2 separate regions of the Homo sapiens genome follow, and region 2 is linked to region 1. A link is a contact called in ENCODE POLR2A ChIA-PET data. All regions are on one chromosome and are shown on one strand. The core of a region is the stretch at or near the end of the contact, and the rest is flanking DNA. Distances in the headings are between cores, read along the strand shown. Region 1 holds the start of TPSG1 (tryptase gamma 1). Region 2 holds the start of RPL3L (ribosomal protein L3 like).

Region 1 (3,387 bases), core at 888-3,387:
GCATGCCCGACACCAGCAGGGGCTGGTCAGGAGGCAGATTGCAAGCTCAGCTCCACGTGAAGAGACCGAGGGGAGGGAAGGAGGGAGGGAGCTGTCCATCCCTAGAGGTGAGCAAAGAGCTGCAGAACCTCACAGAAGGTGGGCAACCAGCTCCTCCCTTTCCATTGGAAGGAAGTAGGCTCAGAGTTCCCAAGCCTCGGAGTGAGTCAAGACCAAGTGGAGGCCTCTGCGCTGGCGCATGCCCCACTGGGGCCTGGACATTGAGACTGCCCCTGCCCACCCGGACACTCACCCGGAGAAGCAGTGGGCAGCTGTGAGCACCCACTGGGGGCTGAGCAGTGACCCGCCGCACACGTGCACCCTCCGCAGGCGGAGGCTGGCCTGCCATGGCCATGCGCCGGCCGGGGCAGCGTGACCCCCCACGATCCGGCCGCCTGCATCCGAAACCTGCGGCCGGCCACACCCTAAGTCGAAGGAGGAAGGGGTGCCTGGTGGGGATCCCAAGAAACCCACTGCACTTCCTCCATGAAGCCTTCCCTGACCACACCTCCCTGCCTTCTTGGGGACTTTGCTCTTCAGCTCTCTCGTCTGCCAGACTCTCCCCAGAAGCATCGTGGGTGCAGCAGAAATGACGTCTCAGGAGCAGTGAGCGCGCCTGGGGCTCAGGTCGTCCTTTCTAAGCACCATGCTCCACAAACTAACCAGGGCTCCCGGAGGCGGTGGAAAGGCTGCAGAGGGCCCCTAGGCGGCTAGAAAGGGGCTCAGAACGGTGGAGCCCCCGAGAAGGCCCGGGGTGCTGGGGGTGGCTGCCTAGTGGGCCCCGGTTTTCCTTCAGGGGTGGTGGAGATATTCGAAGCTGGATAAAATTCGGGGGGCGGGGGGCAGACAGCACTGTCCAAGGTGCTCGGGGCCTCTGAATTGGACGCTTGATAATGTAACTTTATCTTCTGTAAACTTCACCTCAGTAAGTTAAGAAGAAATTAAGAGGAAGTCAGCTGGAGACCCACTGGCCACACCTGGGTCTGCCTGAGCTGGATAATTGTGCTGGTGATGGAGTGTGGCCACTGGGCTGAATGGAAGGGAAGCTGGGATGTAGACAGACAGAGATGTTTATAGATAGGCAGCGGGTGTGGGGTGGGGCACCGGCTCTCCCACACGGCAAAGCCCCCAGCTGGTTCCAGGGCCACGGTGGGGACGCTGTGGGGAGAAAGTTCGAGGAGGGCCAGGTTGTTTCATGGCCTCAGAGCATCTCCCAAGGTACAGACTGACTACAGTGGTGGTGGGGGAGACAGCCCTGCAGCACACCCCGACCAGCCCCACTCAACCGAGAGATGCGAGCAGAAACCACGGCGACAAACTATGACCTCCCCGGGCCCCCATTGGGACCCCAGGGAAGGAGAGGGTCACCGAGGCCCTCCTGCCAGGCCTTGCCTGCACCCTCCCCCACACCCCACACCTGTCAGAGACGTACCTGGCTGCAAAGTCCTGAGGGACACACCTGTGGGAAAGACGAAGGGCCCAGGATGGAGGGGGCTGCCAAGGAGAGGGGTGTGCGGGCTCCAGAGGCCCCTGCCAGGCCTCAGGGCGGCACTGGGGTGGGGCCTGGTCCTGAGCAGAGGGGCCCGGCCTGGTGAGGCTGGGTCAACTGCTGTCTCACTGGCCCAGGGCTGGGTGGGACAAGCCACAGGCCATAAACGGCAGCTGGAGGCCGGGAGCTTGGCCTCAGGCCTGGGCCTCCTCCCCGCCCTCCAGGTCCTGCTCAGGAAAGAAATCACCAGTGTTCTAGGGCCTGGGACTCCTGGCACCCCCAACTCCCACCCGCACCCCCAACTACCACCCGCCCTGCCAACTCCTGCACCCCCAACTCCCACCCGCACATCCCTCCTGCCTCTCCCCAGCACGGACAGCTGGGCCTCCAGCCAGGGGTGCAGTCTCTTCAGAGGAGACACGGGGCCCCACAGGGTGGGGACTCAGCATGTTTCTCCGTCTCAGACCAGCCCCCAGTTTCACCCCCATCAGGGGTCCAGGCAGGAAGCAGATGCCCCCCCATCCCCACACCCAGGCCAGGTCACCCACCGGGCACAGCCAGGAGCAGCAGGAGGCCACAGGCCCCAAGGGCCATGGTGTCTGCCCACTGTAGGGAGAAGGAGGGCCAGCCTGACCCTTGGACCTGCTGGGCGTGGGGGATAGGGGTGGCCACACACCTGCTGTCAGGCAGGGCGGGAGGACGGAGGAGGAGGCCGGAGCTCCACAGACGGCCCCACCTGTTCCTTCTGCACCTCAGAGAAGGGTCGTCACCTCCATTTATCCCTGTGTGGACGCCACAGCCCTGGCACCAAGTGGCCGGCTCCGTCAAGGGAAAGCGGGGAAGGACAGAAGGCAAAAGTACTTCTCACCTTGTCTCTGCTCCGGGGCCAGGGCTGAGGGAGGGGTGAGTGTTCCTCTGAGTGCCGCCCCCTCCAAAAATTACTCCCTGGTTCCCTCGGGGCACGCCACCCCCTCTCCTTCATCCTCTGGGAGCCCAGTCCTGGGGGTTCTTCAGGAGGGTCCCAACTCAAGGCCCAGCAGCCCTTTGGAGACAGCTCAGGCCCTCGTGACAACCACTCTTTGAGAAGTCCCTGTCCCCACGTCCGGCAGCAGGTCCTGTGCTCGTGCGGCAGATCAGATGGGCACCACTTCACGGCCCAGCCTGGGTTGGCCCTTCCTAACCGTCCTGGCTGCCCCAGCCTGATGACTCAGCTGATTAGGGGCCCTGGGCAGCGCCCGGGACTTTCCTGCCGCCCTCCCCAGATCCAAATCACAGGCCAGGCTGGAGGGTCCAGCTGAGACCTTCTAGGTCAGGGATCCCCTCTTTGATGTGGGGAAACTCAGCCACGGGTTGGGGGGAGTTGCCTGACCACCCACCAGGATGTGGCCTCCCAGGCACAGACGTGGCCGCCTGCACGCCAGCACGTGGGGTAGCCAAGGCTCAGAACTGGAGGTTCAGTGTTTTTCCTGGTGACCAATAAGGACAACACCAGCATGCGGGGCCAGCAGTGCACCCACGGCCGGGCACCCTCCTCCCTCACGGCAGCCGCACACCTGGAGGGGGCGCCTCAGGGGAGGCAGGACAGTCCCACCCCACACAAGGGAGCGGGGTCTGAGCCACGAGTCCCCGGCCCAGGGTGCCCCTAACAGGGCGATGTCACCCAGTGGGGAGGGAGCCTGAGGGGCAGGGTCTTCATGGAACCAGGTCCTCTAGTCCTGACCTCTAGGGCTGTCCCCAGGTCCCCACAGGTGGGGACTTCAGGGCCCTCACCTGTCCCAACTCAATTCACCTGCAGCACTGGGGACCCCGTCTTTCTGCCTGTGCCCCAGCACGCCACTCCCCGCAGAGTGCTCCACACG
Region 2 (3,402 bases), core at 27-2,526, 730 kb after region 1:
TTTCACGATGCCGTCCAGGTTGGTCTGCAACTCCTGGCCTCAAATGATCCTCCTGCCTCGGCCTCCCAAAGTGCTGGGATTACAGGCGTGAGCCACCATGCCCGGCCTGCATTATTTCTTACAACTACTTGTGAATCTACGATTAAAACAACAAAAACTAACTATATACATAGGCGTACATATGAAATAATGGTACATGAAATAGACCCGAAATGGCCAAAAAGTGCAGATGTCCTGGCAGGTGGTTTGAACCGAGGGCTTGGGGCGCTGGCCTTTGAATCCTAGCTCCTGCGCTTACCGCCCCGGTGACTGGACCAGGTTCCTCACTGCTTTGTGCCTCAATGTCCTCATCTGCGAGCTGGGGCCATGACAGAACCCGCCCGGAAGCCCTGCCTGTGCTCAGCGTCCACCCCAATTCCCGGGGGCGAGGCCTGGTGCTCCCTGGGACTGTGGCCCTGTCTGGACCAAAAGCGTGAGTTCTGGCTCCGAGCATCTGGAAGGTTCAGCCCTCCCCCTCCCCCAAGGGTCCCAACTGTGACTCACTGAGCCCCGGCCGGTGCACCTCCCGCAGGGTGTGGGTCATGCCCGCCTTGTAGCCCAGGAAGGCCGTGAGGTGCACGGGCTGGCTGGGGTCATCCCGCGGCCACGTCTTCACCTTGCCCCGGTGCCGGTGGCTCCTCTTATGGGGCAGGAAGCCCAGGTGTCCGTGCCGAGGGGCGGAAAACTTCCGGTGGGACTGGGGGGCAGGAAGGAAGGAGGTCAGACCTGGGGTGTCCCTGGTGGTAGAGCTGGATGGTCCCAGAACCCATACCTGGAGAAATGGACTACAGGCTTCAGACTGAGGCCTGTGCTCAGCACCTCCCCTGTCTGCCTACAGGAGGGGAGAGGAAGGTTCACCAAGGGGCAGCGTCTTTGGGATGGGGTCTCCATAGCCACAGGCTTCCTGCCTCTGTGGGCTCAGCCTGGGGCCCAGGAGGGTCGCACCCATACTGCAGCCAAGGGCTCCTGGGGCAGGTGGCCGCTGCCATCTGTTCATCTCCAGGGCCCTCCCAGGCCCAGGAGCCCAGCCCTCGTCCCCTTGTTTCCCCCTCCAGCCTCCCATCCCCTCACAGGCTGGGAGACTGTCCCTCTGAGGGAGCATCCAGAAGCCCAGCTGTCCCACCCCCCCAGAGTTCCAGCTCCAACCCCAGCCCACCCTCACCCTGGTCCCACCAACCATGGTGGCCGATCCCTGAAGGTCAGGAAGGGGCCTCGCCGCTAGCCGCCAGAGGTCGAGTGGCAGGGCCAGGACTCACAGCTGCCAGTTCCCAGATTAGCCCCTGGCACAGTCAGCAGGGTCTCCGGTGCCAGGAGCAGGCAGGGGCGGGGCAGTGTTGGGGGCATCAGATAGACAGCCTGAGTGGGGCACCCGGAGCCAGGGCTGGCACTCCTTTCCTCGATGGCCCTGGGGCTGGGTCATGACCCTCCCAGGACAGGACTGGCCAGGCAAGGTGGGGGCCAAGGTAGCCGGTGGGGGCCTTCTCCCAGGCAGCGGCCAAGAGGAGGGGTCTGGAGCAGTTTGCCGACTTGGAGGCAGAGGGGGTTCCTGTCCTGAGGGCTGGGAGACAGCTGGATAAACAGCGGGGAGCAGGGCTGGGGACAGGGCAGACGAGGGGGAGGGCTGACTGCACCTTGAGGATCACCAGAGCTGTGCTTCCAGATTGAGATCCCTGGCTGAGTGCAGTGGCTCATGCCTGTAATCCCAGCACTTTGGGAGGCTGAGGCAGGAGGATCACTTGAGCCCAGGATGTCAGGCCGCAGTGAACCTTGACTGCACTCCAGCCTGCGTGACTGAGCGAGACACTGTCTTAAAAACAAAAAAAAAGCCAGCCTGGCCAACATGGTGAAACCCCATCTCTACTAAAAATATAAAAATTAGCCGGGCGTGGTGGTGTGGGCCTGTTAATTCCAGCTACTTGGGAGGCTGAGGCAGGAGAATCACTTGAACCTGGGAGGCAGAGGTTGCAGGTTGCAGTGAGGCGAGATCGCGCCGCTGCACTCCAGCCTGGGCAATAGGGTAAGACTCCGTCTCAAAAAAAAAAAAAAAATCAAGATCTGACTCCTGTCATTCACAATCATTGAAATACTTTTATGAATTTATCTTTTTTATTTTTTTGAGATGGAGTCGCTCTGTTGCCCAGGCTGGAGTGCAGAGGCGTGATCTCGGCTCACTGCAAGCTCCCCCTCCCGGGTTCACACCATTCTCCTGCCTCAGCCTCCCAAGTAGCTGGGACTACAGGCGCCTGCCACCACACCCGGCTACCTTTTTGTATTTTTGGTAGAGACGAGGTTTCACTGTGTTAGCCAGGATGTTCTCGATCTCCTGACCTTGTGATCTGCCTACCTCAGCCTCCCAAAGTGCTGGGATTACAGGCATGAGCCACCGCGCCTGGCCTTATTTAAAGAGACAATGTCTCATTCCATGGCTCAGGCTGGAATGCAGCGGTGTGATCATACCTCACTTGCAGCCTCAACCTTTTGGGCTTAAGTGGTCCTTCTGCCTCAGCAGGACCTAATTTTTAAATGTGTCTTGTTGTAGAGGCGGGCGTCTCACCATGTTGCCTAGGCTGGTCTGAAACTCCTGGCCTCAAGTGATTCTCCTGCCTCAGCCTCTCAAAGTGCTGAGATTACAGGTATAAGCCACAGCACCTGGCCAAATTTAAATTTTGAATTTAAGTTTTGAATGAAGAGGGGGTTGAAATCTTATTTTTTTTTCTTTTTTTTTTTTTTTTTTTGAGACAGGGTTTCTCTCTGGTGCCCAGGCTAAAATGTAGTGGCACAGTAATAGCTCACTGCAGCCTCAGTCTCCTGGGTTCAAGCAATCCTCCTGCCTTCATCCCCCTGAGTAGCTGAGACCACAGGCACTTACCACCATGCCTCACTAATTTTTGTATTGTTTATAGAGATGGGGATCTCATTATGTTGCCCAGGCTGGTCTCGAACTCCTGAGCTCAAGCAATCTGCCTGCCTTGGCCTCCTAGAGTGCTAGGATTACAGATGTGAGCCACTGCGCCCCTCAAAATCTTTTTCAATTCAAAGATTCTATGGTTGTAAAGTTTTGTTTTTTTTGTTTTTGTTTTGAGATGGAGTCTCATTCTGTTGCCCAGGCTGGAGTTCAGTGGCACAATCTCGGCTCACTGTAACCTCTGCTTCCTGGGTTCAAGCTATCCTCCTGCCTCAGCCCCACTAGTAACTGGGATTACAGGTGTGTGCCACCATGCCCAGCTGATTTTTGTATTTTTAGTAGAGATGGGGTTTTGCCATGTTGGCCAGGCTGGTCTTAAACTCCTGACCTCAGGTGATCCACCCGCCTCGGCCTCCCAAAGTGCTGGGATTACAGGTGTGAGCCACCCCGCCCAGCCA

Evidence for each region. ChIA-PET counts read pairs that join two places held with the same protein, here RNA polymerase II (POLR2A).
Region 2: POLR2A ChIA-PET joins it to region 1 with 10 read pairs in WTC11. The contact joins the promoter of RPL3L here to the promoter of TPSG1 in region 1. POLR2A ChIA-PET finds 5 or more read pairs at or near these places in 2 of 52 experiments (GM10248 and WTC11).

The regions. Positions count from the first base shown.
Region 1 is chr16:1,223,131-1,226,517 of GRCh38, forward strand. It overlaps TPSG1 (tryptase gamma 1), which reads right to left and starts at 2,138. Exons shown (of 6, transcript NM_012467.4): 1 at 2,077-2,138; 2 at 1,472-1,498; 3 at 293-464. The coding sequence starts at 2,122. It overlaps LOC124903621, which reads left to right and starts at 2,121. Exons shown (of 2, transcript XM_047434997.1): 1 at 2,121-2,431; 2 at 3,324-3,387. The coding sequence starts at 2,121. RefSeq lists a silencer at 990-1,176.
Region 2 is chr16:1,953,413-1,956,814 of GRCh38, forward strand. RPL3L (ribosomal protein L3 like) reads right to left here and starts at 1,277. Exons shown (of 10, transcript NM_005061.3): 1 at 1,217-1,277; 2 at 544-736. The coding sequence starts at 1,219. RefSeq lists an enhancer at 1-981.